2 separate regions of the Homo sapiens genome follow, and region 1 is linked to region 2. A link is a loop called in an ENCODE intact Hi-C map of the cell type or tissue named here. Cell type or tissue: IMR-90. All regions are shown on one strand.

Region 1 (8,000 bases), 260 kb before region 2:
ACATTTTATAACATAGACCACCACAGACTATCATAATTAACCCTATACTTCCCTCTGGTGGTCAAATTTGAAAATGTATTTACAGATGAATTAAATGAAGATTAATATACAGTAATAACTAAAGGTAAGACAACCAGATACCTCATTTTGTGTGAAGATTCCATTTTAACCAACTACCTAACTCCAACATTTCCCCTAGTTATTAAAGTTGAATGACTCTTCTGTGGAGAGGTCCCAATTCGCATAAACTTTCCTAACATGTGGCAGGGACTATACATAGCAAGTTGTATTTCATGGTACTAATTATATACGTAGGATGTGGATATTCATTTATGCTATAATTTATGCAAAAATAATAGGAAAGAATATTTTCCTGGATTTCTTAAACTACTTAAATTTTAAGAAAGTAGTCTATGAATTATTTCATGATGTATTGTGTCATGCACTTTAAAATAAAAATTTTAGGAACACAGAGACATACATTATTAAGATTAAGATTCTAAAATCAGAATATCAGATTTTAGAATCTTAATCCAGCAACCAAACCTGGTGTTTTTGGGTGGTTACTGTTTGTGAATGTCAGATACATCTTACAGGTACTGATATTTTTTTTTTTCCTTAAGGGAGCAATGTATAATTCATTACAGCTTTAATAAATTTAATATTTTAAATTTCAAAATTACTTAGAATATTAATTTTTCTATTTAGAGAAAAACTAAAGCCTGCACCAACATGTTTTCCTTGGCTGCTTAGTTTTAATGTCATCCCTGATAATTTCATATGGGAGCCAATATAATTTATTTTTGTGAATGTACTCCTTGAGCCTCAAAGAAAAAAAACAAGAAAAAAAGAAAAACCTAAGTAATTTTATTTGGCTCCTTTTTTTATTCTAACTGTAAAATACTCTTTGAACCGAGGAAGATGTGACAGGAATTACAAGTTTTACCTTTGTTCTTTCTGACAACTAAAGAGTATTTAAAAGGGTTTCCCATTAAACTTTTTAAGTTTTATCCACTGTATTAATTGGATGTGAGCTATTATGAAAATGATTACAGAGTGAAAGTGTAAATTGTCTTGAATTTGAATGTCTTTTAATTAAGCAGTTTCTCAAACTGCTTCTTTCAGTGTGAAACCTAAATAGGAGACACAAGATAATTTTAGCACCAAATGAGGCCTTTAGGATTTAGCTTACTTGCATTCATTCAGTAAATATTCATTGTACTTATTTTGCAAAAATGTTGTATTGGCTACCTAAATCAGTGAAGGGAAACTACAAAGGTAAATCAGAAATGTACTGTGAGATCAAGAAGCCCGTAGCTCTGAGGAGAGACAAAAGTGTCTAAAATAATGAGAGTGTGAAGTGGAGAAATGGGCTAGTATTGTAGGAGACAGACAAGAGGAGGAGAAGCTTAATCAAGGAAATGACACCATAAGCTGAATGTAGGCTCCTTTTGAGGGGTAGCGTAGAGCCCTGTCTCTGTAGTTCTTTCTCTATCCTCCATGCCTCACACATGGTTGACATTTCATGAATATTAAATGATTAGAGTAGAAAATCCTGACTCAAAGTTCTGATTTTGTCACATACTTGCAGCATGGCTAAAAATAAGGCACTACAATTTACTGAGGCTCAGTTCCCTTACCTACAAAATAATATGGATTTTAAAATGAATATCAAATGCATTTACACATGTGAAATGCTTAACTTGAACATCTTTATAACACAGATGATACTGTTGAATTAAGGTAAATGGATGTGGATTTTACTAGTCCATATGTGAGTAGGGAACCCGCACAAAAAATGTGGACCTATTTTGAGAGTCACATGTTAAAATGAGACTTTTCCTATTTTATCAGTATTGGGGGCCTCAATTTAAAGCGTTGTAAGTGCCCACACTTAGGATTTCAAAAAAGAGAGTGCCAGGCCACCTTATCAGTTTGCAAAGGGGTGACTCTATTCAATGTTTGGTGGGTCCCGTCCCATTATGTACTTCAGGAGTGGGATACAAATATGTAAGGTGAACCTTGAAGCAACTTGGGATACTATTAAATTATACCACTAGAATGTCTCCATAGTGACAAAGTTTTATGTTTGCATAAATTTAGAATTCCTTTAGTTGAAAACAACCATTTTACAAATATGAGGAAGTTAAAATACCTCACAAAGTAATGTTACCTACCAGAGGCAAGGCCAGGAGGATCATCGAAGTTTTTTGGCTCTCAGATCAGTAATCTCATTACCATATCCAATGCATCTCTGTTTGCAAATTTGAAACCTTCTAAGACTCTAAGAGTGGGAATGATATGAGAAAACACCAGTTTGTTTCTTTGTATAAATCCAGAACAAAAGTTGTATTCCTTCTAATGTACCCAAAGAAGAGGAAAAAGAGGGGTAGCAATGAGATAAATAAGTGATATGTGGAGTTTGAAACTTTCTAAGTTTCTATAAGATGTAAAAATATTACATTTACATTGAAAATTATTATTAAAAAAGTCATGTAACTCTGTATTTCCATTGCTAATGTAACAAATTATCACAAATTTAGTGGCTTAAAACAATACAAATGTTGTTTCTTATAGTTCTGTAGGTTAGGAGCCTGACATGGGCTAACACCAAGGGACTGGCAAGGCTGTGCCTTTCTGGAGGCTGTAGGGGTGAATCTGTTTCCTTCTCTTTTCCAGCTTCTAGAAGCTGCCCACATTTCTTGGCCTGTGTTCCCTTCCCTCATCTTGAAAGTCAACAATGCATGGGTTTAGTCCTTCTCATAGGACATCACTCTGACCTCCATTTCCATCACCTTATCTCCTTCTCAACTCTGATTCTTCTCTTCCACTTTCAAGGACCCTTGAGATTACACTGTGACCACCTGGATAATCCAGGGTCTTCCAGTCTTAAGGTCCTTATTGACACATGCAAGTCCCTCTTGCCAAGTGAGGTGAACACTTCTTTTTGTGTATGTGATGAATAATATATATATATAATATATATAATACTACATAATATATACATAATACTATATATAATATATATAATACTATATATAATACTATATATAATACTATATATTATATATAATACTATATATAATATATAATACTATATATAATATATATAATACTATATATAATATATAATACTATATATAATATATATAATACTATATATAATATATAATACTATATATAATATATATAATACTATATATAATATATAATACTATATATAATATATATAATACTATATATAATATATAATACTATATATAATATATATAATACTATATATAATATATAATACTATATATAATATATATAATACTATAGATATATACACTAGTCTATTTTATCATTTACTACCGTAAAATATACATAAATCTATTATAAAATCTCCGTTGCTATTGTGGTGAGCTCTAGCGTTGCGACTATCCACTTAAAGCACCATGTGGTGCTAATCATCTCCAGGTGAGTCAACTGTCTCTCCAGTCAATTGCCTCTGGTGGTTATGATCTCTTGCAGTTCCTGTATATTTTTCATCATTTTTTATTGCAATAAAATTAAACCTTGTAAACCTTGGATAACACCATGGGACCCATATGGACCTCGACTAGTGATGCTGGAAGTGCTCCCAAGAAGCAGAGAAAAGTCATGACATTATTAGAAAAAGCTGAATTGCTTGATATGTACCACAGATTGAGGTCTGCAGATGCAGTTGCCCAACATTTCAGAAGATTCTTCTTGCAATCAGATGATGCAAACTTATGGTATCGGTAAATATAGTATAATACTGTAAATGTATTTTCTCTTCCCTATAATTTTCTTAACAATATTTTCTTTTCTCTAGATTACTGTAAAAATATAGTATATAATATATATAACATACAAAATATGTGTTAACTGTTTATGTTACAGGTAAGGTTTCTGGTCAACAGTAGACTATTAGTAGCTAAATTCCTTTTTTTTTTACATAAATACGTATTTATAGAAAGTATTTATTACTTTGGTTACTAAAAATTTACCTAAATGTTATGCTATGCACATGGTTCCACAACTTGCCTTTACGCAATGTGTTTTTTAGCTCTATCAATATTGAGACTTATAAGTCTAGTAGTTAGTAACTCTGAATATAAATAAATCAGTATGTCAGGAATAAAAGAAGATTTTGTAGTTCGGGGAGATGCTGTGCTATTAATCCTTTAAAATTTATTAGGATTTTCTGTTCCTATGGTAGAAAATTTCCATAATCTGATACAAGCCTTATTGGCTGCTACTTCTACTGAATGTAGTTCTGTCTCTGTACACAAGATGGCAGGATCTCTTTAGTACAGATGGGGTTGCCATTTGACAGAAAGCCAGGCCAGAAAAATGTAAAATAAACACTAGAATTTAGCCATACTAGATTAGGAGAAATAAAACCTAAAAGTCTCAAGAGAGTTAGGCATTCACTTCCTAAGGTGAGCAAACAAAATGCAGATTTGGCAACTGCCCATTTAGACTAGCCTCTAAATAATAAGTTGCTTTTTGGTAACCATTTTGAAAAAGCTTGTTTGGTACCAGAAACTATATACTATATAGAGGTCTGTGTGTGTGTGTATATATACACACACACACACACACACACACACACACACACACACACACATATATATAAATGTGTATATATATATACACACACATATATATAAATGTGTATATATATACACACATATATAAATGTGTATATATATACATATATAAATGTGTGTATATATATATACAAAGTATATATAGGGATATATATAAATTATATAGAGGTAATAAGACTGATTTTTCATTTTTCTTCTGAAACTGCTTTACTTCACATTTAAAATTTTGCATATAAATTGGAAATCCCAACTAAAGAATAATTAAAAGTTATCCAATATAAAATTCTAAAATATATTTAAATGAGAAAAATAGCTTTTGTATCACAATTTATTCAAAGTTTATCAGCATAATTTAATGACATTTCAGGTTAAAATTAAAATGAGTATAAGAAGTTATAGTCAAATATTTATTTGTATTAGCAATTCAATAAACAAACAGAAGCTCCATCACTTTTAAGTAGTATTCATTTAGAGGAGTAATAATTGTTTGGATGGGAAGGTGGTGAGCTTAGTAGCTCTTACATGGTGTTCTCCAATCTACAAAAACTTTTTTCCCCTTCAAACAACACATAATAATAAAGCTAACAATTATATAGTGTTTGCCAAGTACCAGATACTCATCAACATACTTTACAGATTTGAACTAATTTCAACCACACAATAACCATGTGAGGTAGATGCCATCATAAACTCCATTTTGTTAATGAGGGGCCTGACACAGAGGGCTTAGGAACTTGTCCAAAGCCACACAAATAAAATGAAGCAGAGGTGGGATTTAACCCATGCACATTGACTTCAGAGTATACACACAAATAAAAAGCTGTTTTGTTTCTCCTGCATAGCAAAGTAATAAACAGTACTATCAGGTGGGAATGGGTAAAATTTACATTTGAATAGGGGTTTCGTTATCTCAAAGTTTTGGAAACAATTGCAACAAACATTGTACTGGCAGTTCTGTTTCAGTTTTCTTTTTTCTTACAAATTTAAATTAAATTTCTTTTTTAGAGATGGGACCTTGCTATGTTGCCTAGGCTGGCAGATTTGCACTCTTGGGCTAAGTGACCCTCCTACTTCAGCCGCCCCAGCAGCTGGGATTATAGTAGTGCGCCACCCTGCCTGGCTTAATTTCAGTTTTCTTAAAAAAAAAAAAAAAAAAAAAAAACTAGCATGCCTGTCATTTTATTTTGCCTACTGGAAACCACCAGTTAAAACAAGAAGAAAACAGGAAACCTCCAGTTAAGAGGGTTTTAGAAAAGTGTATTTCAGAAAAAAAAGTTGTACATTCAAAAGAGTGGTTGTTTCCTTTAAATTGTTACTGATAACCTACAATCTCACTTTAGCAACATATCTGTGTGTATTTATGTACGTGAATATACTTGTGTATGTATGTATTATGTTATGCACATTTTCTCAATGATGAAAAATTTTTGTTCTCTGAGAATGGACTTTATCTGGCGATAATCAAAAGCATTATGAGCTAAAATGGGTAGATGATGTAGAGTTGGGCGATATTAACTTGAAATAAACAGAAGTTTTGGCTAACAATAATAAAATGGCCTTTTTAACATTTAGTTACCAACTATGCATTTACTTTATGAAACAAAGGATCCAAATATCTTTGGAATCTAATTCCATTAGAAGGTAAGGCTCTCCCTCCTCGCCCAAGGTATTTCTGCCTCACTTCACTGGGGTAATAGGTGAGAAATATGGACTGTAACTTCTTTGTATATGGACTCTATACTGTGTTCTAGATTATGCAACACTAGGTACATACTGTGGTAAAAAGAGCATCCTCGTATGTAATGCTATAATAATGTAGACATTTTAGTCACCCAGTAAAGTACTACCTTCATAAACAGTTCATCAGAAGAAATTTTCATTTTTATACTTGAATGAAACTCAATCTTCCTTCATTCTCACATTTTTGGGGAAAAAAATCATTTACCCACTCCAACAGTGGCTGAGATCCATTTGCTATATGAAAATGCACTCTTTTCTCAGCATGATCTCTCCGCTGTCCGATAGACGCGTTCTCTTAACTACTGCTGCCACCTGCTGGTTTTGTCATTGTTAGATTTTAGAAAAAGCAGTGCATAAGGCTCCAGTCAAGATGATGCAAAATGCAAGTATCATTAATAGGTAGTTTTGTAGACCCTGAATAAGAAAAAAGAATAACAGTGATGAATAAGGCCTGAATCAATTACACAAAATGGACAGACTCTCAAGATTGCTAGGGACCTAACCATCTGCTCTAGCCGCCTGTACCCTTTTTTGCTACCCCTTCCAAGTAATCAGGTTCTCACAAACCCCTGCAGAGCCTTATGAATTCACCCATTCCGTAAATAAATGTGGGCACCCACTAAGCTTCAACATGTACCTTTATGCAAACAATCATATAATATGGGAGACAGGAAGTAATCACAGAAAAGAATGTTATTATGTGAGAGGGGTGTTAATAATAAAGCAAACCACCATGGTTGTTTGAGAGTGTGTTACAGGAATCTTAATGATGCTGGTTTGGAGGGTGGGAAGTGGAGCTTCTAACTACAAGTATCAGTGAATTGGCCAGGGGACTAGGGCAGCAAGTAGAGATTCCAGGTAGAAGGAATTTTATGTGCACAGTCCTGTTGTAAGAAAAAGCAAAATATTTCCCAGGGACTGAAAGGAGGTTAGTGTGACTGAAGCAATCAAAGTTAAGTGGAGCAAGATGAGGTTGGAAGACCATGGACCTGAGCACTTGTTATGCTTTGGGTTCTATTTTTTTTTCTTTTTTTCTTTTTTTTTTTTTTTGAGACGGAGTCTCCCTCCGTCACCTAGGCTGGAGTTCAGTGGCGTGATCTTGGCTCACTGCAACCTCCGCCTCCTGGGTTCAGGTGATTCTCCTGTCTCAGCCTCCCAAGTAGCTGGGATTACAGGCATGCATCACCAAGCCCAGTGAATTTTTGTATTTTTAGTAGAGGCAGAGTTTTACCATGTTGGCCAGGCTGGTCTTGAACTCCTGACCTCAAGTGATCTGCCCACCTCTGCCTCTCAAATTTGGGTCCTGTTTTTCCAAGCAAAGAGGAAGACATTAAAAAGACAGGCAGCTGGCTGTGTTAAAATTTCAGACTTGCATTGTGTAAAGCTCACACTTTTCTGCAGGATGGCAGACAGATTGGAGGGGCCAGAATGGATGCAAGGAGACCAATTAGGAGGTGACTGTAGTCTCCCAGGGAAAAGATGATGATGGGTAGATGGAGAGATGGAGATGGATCTGAAGGGTGAGGAAGAAATGCAGAGAGGGTGTGAAGAATGACTTCGTTGGACTTGCTCAGTTATGTATGGGGTGCCTGGTCTTAAAGATGGGAACTACTGAGAACCACTTCTCTGTGTTGCCCAGCC
Region 2 (8,000 bases):
AATTTGTTTGATGCATAATAGGTAAATATGGTACCAAATTATCAAATGGAAAGAGAGAACTAAGGTTGTTCTTTCTTGTTTTATGAATCAAATAGCAGAAATGGAAAGTGCTTTATGGTTAGGCCAAAGGAAGGCCACTCTATCATTAAGAATTTACTCATATACAAATTGAAAACCAAGCAAGGTATGTATATATACATATATAAATATAAAATATATATTCAGAATATATATTCAGGATCTACCAAGAGATAAGTAGATGATCTCTTTCCTTCATAATTTTTAAAGATGTAATGAAAGATTCGTTTATTTGGCTTTGCTCTTTCCTGGCTTGCCACGCTCATGCCGTTTTAATTAATCTCCACCAGTTGCAACAGCTTGATTTTTCTGGAATAAGAAATGAGCTGTTTTGCTCTGTAAACATTTTCTATGGGCATTCAGACACATGAGGGAGACGAATGAACAAACGAAAGGTCTTTCGTAAGACTGGTAGTTTACCAAGCACAAACAGAAGATCAAAGTGCCTTTGTTTGGCTTTATCTCTTTTCTTCAGAGGAAATGCCCAGCCATGACTGTTCCTTGTTTACAAAAGTCTCAAGGATTTCAGTTTTTTGAAAGAGAAATGTGAGAAAAAAGGAATGCAATTAAGAAACTGAAATACTGTCTTTGGCCTATACTGTTGGGTTTAAATCTACAAATCTCCAAAACACTTTCATTGTTCTCTACATTGCTTCTGGCAAAAATGTAAACAATATTTGTTTCATCAATCTCTGTCCTAACTACTGCCTACTTTGCTTGTTTTTGCTAGATTTTCCTCTAAAGCTGAAGAATATATTAAACTGACGTGTGTGTATATATATATATAAATATATATACAAATATATATACATATATATACAAATATATATATACAAATATATATATTTATATACGAACACACACAGGACACACATATATACATATATGTATGTGATATATACACAAGACATACACATATATACATATATATGACAAATACATAAAGCCATGATGAAATTAAAAAACAGATTTATATGTCAGTTTAATGTATTTTTATTTACATTTATTTTTTATTTTTTTGAGGTGGAGTCTTCCTCTGTCACCCAGGCTGAAGTGCAGAAGCTAAATCTTGGCTCACTGCAACCTCCACCTCCTGGGTTCAAGCAATCCTCTTGCCTCAGCCTCCCAAGTAGCTGGGACTACAGGTGCAAGCCACCATGCCTGGCTAATTTTTCTATTTTTAGTAGAGACGGGATTTTACCATGTTGGTTAGGCTGGTTTCGAACTCCTGACCTCAAGTGATCCTTGTCTAGGCCTCCCAAAGTTCTGGGACTACAGACGTGGCCACCATGCCTGGCAGTTTAAGGTATTTTTAATATCTATTACATATATACATACACATGTATTTAATTTTCTCACTTTAAATATTTTGATATCACCCCAAAAATATTCTGGTTTTGTGCCAACACCCTGTCTAAATGTAGAAATATTGAATATTGGATTCTTTTGGAGTCAACAAATATTTGTCAAGAATTTGCTTTAAATGCAATAGTAATGGCTATTTTTATGCCATATTAGGACATTTGGACTCTATTGTATAGATGAATGGAGACTTATTGCAGGTATTTGGACAATGGAGTGAGATAATGGCATCTGTGAAAGCGTTCTGATAGTATAGGTAATGCTTTTGAGAGATTCAGGGTAGAGTTCAGTTAAGTTACTATAGGTCTGTAAAGTGACAAAGGATCTGAGAAATATCTATAAAATAAATATAAGGTAAATTAGTTGATTTGAGGACATGCAGGAGAGGATACAGTCAAGGACGCTTTTTGGTTACTTCACTTGGGTGAAGTGATGAGATGTGGAATCCCCACATTTTGCTGAGAAAATAAGAGGATGAGCAGCTTTAGATGAGAAGGCCATGAGTTAGCTTTAAATACATTGACCTTGAGGTACTTCAAAGTATTTGAACACTGGTAGAAACATTCAACTATTTGGTTATAGGTTAAGTCGTTAGCATTTAGGTTAAAATGTAAAGCTTTGTAGTCATAATAAAGAGGGGTTTTCAGGCATTTTACCTTCTTTTTATCTGTTTTATTTTATGTCTTCTTAAAACTTCAAACCAATATCTTTTTCCTTCTACAGATAAATGGGAAACTTGTAATGATATGGAGGGGTCTTTACTTTAACATTTTTATGTTTTTATCAATTCCCAAATGGACCAGCTACTTCTCAGCTTCAAGCACATCTTCTTGTTTAATAAGTACCCTTTGTTTCTCCTTTAATTTCTAAGCTCCAAGGAAACAAACTATAATCTTGCAAGAATGTTCAATAGGCAATAAATAAAGTCAACATCACATGGTCAAGGTCAATATTAGAACAGTGACATGATAAACAAACTCTTTTATTTTGTTAGTTCACAACTCTAGTATTGTGTTGCTCTGTGGGTTTTATTTCCAAATAACCCCTGTAAAATTTGATGTTTCCTTAGATCCGGAAACCCACCAGAACGAATGCTAACAGAATCAGGACTTTCAATGCATTTTATTATGAATTTTAAAAGGCCCAGCAAAAGTAGGATATATTGCTCATAAGTAACTTTTAAAAATAAGTTTAGACTCCCTTCTGATATTAAAATAATGGATGTTCATTTAATAAACTTGTAAACATGTATATATAATAAGTTGAGAATTCAAAAAGGAAAAGGTAGATGATTGAGTTTTCCTATTAACCGGTTTTTAAAATATTTTAAAGTAATTTCTATTAGTAGTAATGGCCATTGAAAGTATAATTGATGCAATATTTTTGCCTTTATAAACACTTGTGTGTTTCCTAAAGACTCAGAAAATAACACTGTATTTAAAAAGTTATAAATCTGTTTCATTTGTACTGCTCAAGATGGGGAAACAAAAATCATGAGGAAACATCTGGTCTTTTTGGAGAAGCAGAAATCCCACAGAAAGTCTAAATGACCTATTTCATAACTTTCTTAAAAAATTGGAACTACCGTAATTGTCAGGAAGTTACGCAGTTTTCATTTTTGAGAAAGCCTTAAAATGTTCATTGTTTGCTGATAAAAATTGAAGTGGCAGTCAATTTTCTAAAAGGTGGCAGAATAGTGCAGGTTTTTGTTCCAAGATGATGTATAGATAAGACTATAAGATTCAGAGAAACATTTAGGGAAAGCGCTGGCCCTTTGGTATCTCTAGAACGCTCAATGTTTTTATTAACTTGGATTAAGAATCAGCATTTGAATTCATGCCTTTTCTCTGATCTTTGCTGCCCCCTAGTGACTCACATTACTACATTTCTCCTGTTGAAATCTACGTAGTCTACGTCTAATTAATATTGTAATTATTGTGCTGAATTAAATATTTATGAGAAACAAATATTTAAAGATTTCTAATGTTTAGGTAAAAATACTAACCTTGCCTCAAGGTTAACCCACTGGTCTCAAGAAATAAGTTGGTTGGATTACTCACCATGATGGATGAAATAGTTGAAGAGAGAAACACTATTCCAAGTTATTAAAATAGTAGTGCTGAAAGTGTGATTTGACAGAATATTTTGGATGGGGAAAACACAATACTTGATGAAATCATGTAAATTTCACATCTTTAAGCCAACTAATGCCATGTTGGGTATAATAACTACCCAAGAAAGTAATGAAAAAATATAAATTAAAATAAATGCAACTATTTTTACTAAGTTGTTAATAAGTTTGATATAAATGATAATACAAAATTAGGAATGCATCATATGGCCTAAAGTTGAGAAATGCTTTAAAAAGTGTGTGCATGTATACATACACTTACAGGTGTTTGTGTAAAATTGTATGTCCTCTTGTTGCCATTAAAAATAGAAAATATACAAGTTATATAATAACCTGTATGTTTTCAACTTTCAACCATATAGAATACAGGATTTATCCTGTAAATTATAATGCTTTTAACCATTTGGAATACAGAATTTATTACTATAAAATAGTGGTTAGTATGCAAAAGCGAAGAACAACAAAATTCAGAAGGGGTTTTACTACTTGTAAATGAAAACTGGATTTGTATTTCGTGTGTTTACTGATTTGTTTTTTCTGTATGGATGAATAATTATGCATGAAAAATAAATTAAAGGATGTGGCATGTGCATGAATGATACGGCTTGGTGAAATATTGTCAAGTATTATTTTCATTTAACCTTGCTTGGATCGCAGCTGGGGCTTATAGAGTTAGAGTGCTTGGCTGAATAGCCACCTGGCTATTATGAAAAATTCATGGTTTCAGGCGAGATTTCAATCACTGCCACTTTTCTAAAGGTGAAAAATAAAAATCCCATCTTTATTCACATAGATGCCCTAAATGGTAACATCTGTAACATGATAACTATAGTTATTTTAGGGAAAGGGGGATAAAAGCTTATCTTTTGTATAACTCCTTAGAATTCCAAATATTTTATTTTAATTTGCTTTACTATCAAAATTTCCTAATTGTTTAAATTCAAAGGTGATTTTTGAATTCATAAGACAATCAAACCCTTCATACTCTTCCAAAGCCAAATGTATGAATAGCTATCTGTCCTGTTATACAGGTATTTTTAAACTCACACATTCACTATTCTAGTTTTCCCCTAAGGTGGGCATTGCCTGAAGTTTAGTCCTAACTTTCCATTTCTGTCTCTATGTGTTGTGCTTTGGAGATCTTACTCTCTCCAGCTGTGTGCATATCTCCTTGTAGATACCTCTACAGTCAGCCTCTCCAGCACTGACTGCTTGTCTCAACTTGGGTTCGACATTTCCAGCAGTCTCCTGCATATAAGTCACTTGGTTGTTCCACGGTTAATACCAACACAAGCGTAAATTTGTCTCAAACAAGATGGAAGAAAGGTAGAGATTACTGAGTTCAAAACCTTTCTTTCTTTTTCTTTCTTTCTTTTTTTCTTTCTTTCTTTTTTTTGAGACAGAGAGTCTCACTCTGTCGCCCAGGCTGGAGTGCAGTGGCACAATCTTGGCTCACAGCAACCTCTGCCTCCTGGGTTCAAGTGATTCTCCTGCCTCAGCCTACTGAGTAGCTGGGATTACAGGCACATGCCACCACGCCTGGGTAATTTTTGTGTTTTTAGTAGAGATGGGGTTTCACCATGTTGGTCAGGCGGGTCACGAACTCCTGACCTCGTGATCCACCCGCCTCGGCCTCCCAAAGTGCTGGGATTACAGGCATGAGCCATCATGCCTGGCCTATTCTTTGATTCTTAATAAGGATTATCTTCTTGTAATTTCTTGAGCAGAAGTATATGAGAGGTAATTTTGTTTAGAACTTGTGTATGTGAAAAATTAAAAATGTTTGTTTCTACCTTCTCATTTGATTGGTAGTTTGTCTGGGTTCAGAATTCTATGTTGAAAATTATTATTCACAAAATGTTGAAGGCATGAAATTCAATTTTCTTTCTGCTTCCAATTGCCTGTTTTTCTCTGTATCTCAATTCCCTGAAATTTTACAGTACTGTGCTTTGCTATGAATTATCTTTTCATTCATTGTGGTAGATACTAATCCGCCCTTTCCATGTGTAAATCCAGACATTTCGATCCTAGATGTTTTTTTGTTTCTTTCTGTATAGTTTATTTCCTTTCATTTTCTTCTTTGTCTTTTTCTGAGGCTCTTATTTGACTGTTTGAACTTTAGTAACAAACCTCTAAAATTTTATCTAGTCTTACCTATTTTTCATTTTGTATTTTTGCTATGCTTTCTGGAAGAGTCTGTCATCTTTATTTTAATCATATTTTATTTTCTAGGAGCTTTTATTGTTTGAATGCTCCTCCGTCATTTTAAAATAATAGTCTAAATATTCTAATTTATGGATATATTATCCGTAAATTTTTATCTCTTTAAGGCGACTTGTATCTCTTTAAGGCGATTGATTATAGAGTTTCTTTGCATTCTTTCTCCTAGTTCCTGCCTTGCCTCAGGTCTTCTGCGTTGCTCGTTCTCTTTGTTGGGCTTCTGTGTTTGAGTTAGTGATATGACTTTCCTCATCCTTGGCTGTTATTTGCCATTTAAGAGTAAAACCCTATAAATATATTAGAAGCTTTGTGTTAATTTCAGGGCTTGTTGAGCAGTGTGCTTTTCTGTAGGATAATTAGATAGAAACACAGTTGTTTTCTCAAGGATACTCTTTCCCCAAATGTCAAGAGTTTTTCCTTAAGCCAGTGGTTCCAAAGAGATGAACCCTCCAGCCTTCTTCCTGTGAGGGAAGCTGGTTGCTTATGTGATGGAAAAGTGGAAGAGTATAATATGGGTCTCACTGTTCAATGTGTAGACCTTCATGCAGAGTCTTGACTGTGTTTGGTGTCTCTGGGTTCAAAGAGTCTCCAGAGAGTAAAACCTGAACCTCGTTCTTCTGTTAAGTGGGGAAAATTTTAGACCTGATCTCTTCTCATAGAGAATTTTAGGATATGCAAAGGTCTAAATGCTTTTGGAGAGTTGCAACCAATCTTCACGTTGTCTGCCTAACTACACCTCAGCCGTCAGAGGAACATGATGCCTCTAACTTGTAGGCCTCCCTGGATTCCAGGGCATGAAGTGACTAGTGTCTTGACTCTCCACTCTTGCACCTTGCAGACACTATCTTTCTTCTTCCTCTGGCCTTAATTTTCTGCTGGATATCTTCCTGTTTTTTTTTGCATCTCAGTTTTTTTTGTTCCCACTTCTTGTTTTTCTTATGTAATTTTATGCATTTTTAAAATTCTTTTACTGAAATTTTATGGTATTGTAAGAAGTGAAAGTTAATCCCACATAATTTGCCAAAATTTAGTTCCTTTTTTTAAATTCTATGGCTATTAACTTATATCATACTTTAATCACTTATTGCTGGGGTAAATAAATTGTTTCCTAACTAATTTCCTCCTTTCAATTTTTTTTCATTGAAAAAATGTCCTGTTAACTGCCACCCTGGGAACAACTCTAAGATAGTACTCTAATTAGATCACTTACCTGCTCAAAACACTCCAGATACTTTTAATGCCTAAAAAAGTAAATTTCTGACCTATTCATGGTCTACTCAGATTTCCAGGCTTATCTTTTACCATGCTTCAATGTGTACATTCTCCTTATACAAATGACTTTACTCACTGTCTTTGGAAAATATCTGCCTGTCTTCCCACTATTCTTGGCAAAACCTATTCTTTTCATTTAATCTTACTCATTCTTCTCAACTCCCCCAAGAAGTCTTTTTGATCCCTCTCATAGAAAAAAATTATTAATGACAGGTTTGCAGTCTATTTCTTTCATTATAGCATCTGTAACACTTAGTATTTATATTTTTATCTTTCTCTTCTAGACTCTAAGTTGCATTGGAGGCCAAGACCTTGTTATATTTTCTTGTTGTATACCAATTTTCAATCAATATTGAATACCTACTATGTGCCAGGATCTGTGCTAAAACTTCTTTAGGCATTCCTCAGGTAAAGAAAAAGGCACATAAGCAGCAGTTTTCAGAAACAGTGAAAGCTGAGAATGGGATCTCAGTGTCTACCTGGAGTTCAGAAAGAGGACTCCAGTTTCTGAAAGGACAGATATAAGCCAGGCTCATCTCAAGCCTTACAGGAAATGAAAGTATAGACTCAATTCTATCATAGGTATCCAAAAAGGATGAAGAATAGGGAAATTGTTTTCTTACTGGCCAATAGACAAGGGACCAGAGCAGGGCTAATAGCAAGGATGAGTTGCTTAATGTTGTCTTCTTCCCACCCCTTTTTCTCAGGCAGTGTTGGTCTGCAAGCTTCAAGAGCCAGTGACCCTGACTGCCAAGTGATTTGCCGAAGGGAATTATGGTAAGTTAATAAGACACCTGGAATTGTGAAACACTAGATTTCTCTAAACTTCCTAGAAGGTTTTTTGACTCCATGAAGTGCATGTCACTCTCATCCCAGGATGAGTTCTAGATTTTTCTCTTTATGGTTTTCAAGGGCAGATTTCATATGCTTAAGAAAG

What was found. A loop is a pair of places that touch in the nucleus more often than their neighbours do. Peaks named below come from ENCODE experiments on the same cell type or tissue, not always from the same donor. Only the 100,000 strongest peaks of a DNase experiment are listed, where the experiment ranks them.
Region 1: it touches region 2 in a loop (12-fold over the local background); 70 of 110 quality-filtered maps call a loop at or near these places.

Annotation. Positions count from the first base shown.
Region 1 is chr4:158,252,217-158,260,216 of GRCh38, reverse strand. It overlaps TMEM144 (transmembrane protein 144), which reads right to left. Exons shown (of 13, transcript NM_018342.5): 13 at 4,801-6,773. The coding sequence ends at 6,690. Among named protein-coding and RNA genes, the nearest start is that of TMEM144, 46 kb to the right of the region's middle. In IMR-90, CTCF peaks have their summits at 41 (motif pointing left), 4,302 (motif pointing right) and 6,667 (motif pointing left); DNase peaks (open chromatin) are centred at 4,316 and 6,666.
Region 2 is chr4:157,987,546-157,995,545 of GRCh38, reverse strand. It overlaps LOC105377509 (a long non-coding RNA gene), which reads left to right. Exons shown (of 6, transcript XR_007058347.1): 2 at 7,771-7,840. Among named protein-coding and RNA genes, the nearest start is that of GASK1B-AS1, 180 kb to the left of the region's middle. RefSeq lists a cis regulatory region at 536-553 and an enhancer at 473-617. In IMR-90, a CTCF peak has its summit at 3,303 (motif pointing left); a DNase peak (open chromatin) is centred at 3,295; H3K4me3 peaks cover 210 bases; H3K27ac peaks cover 317 bases.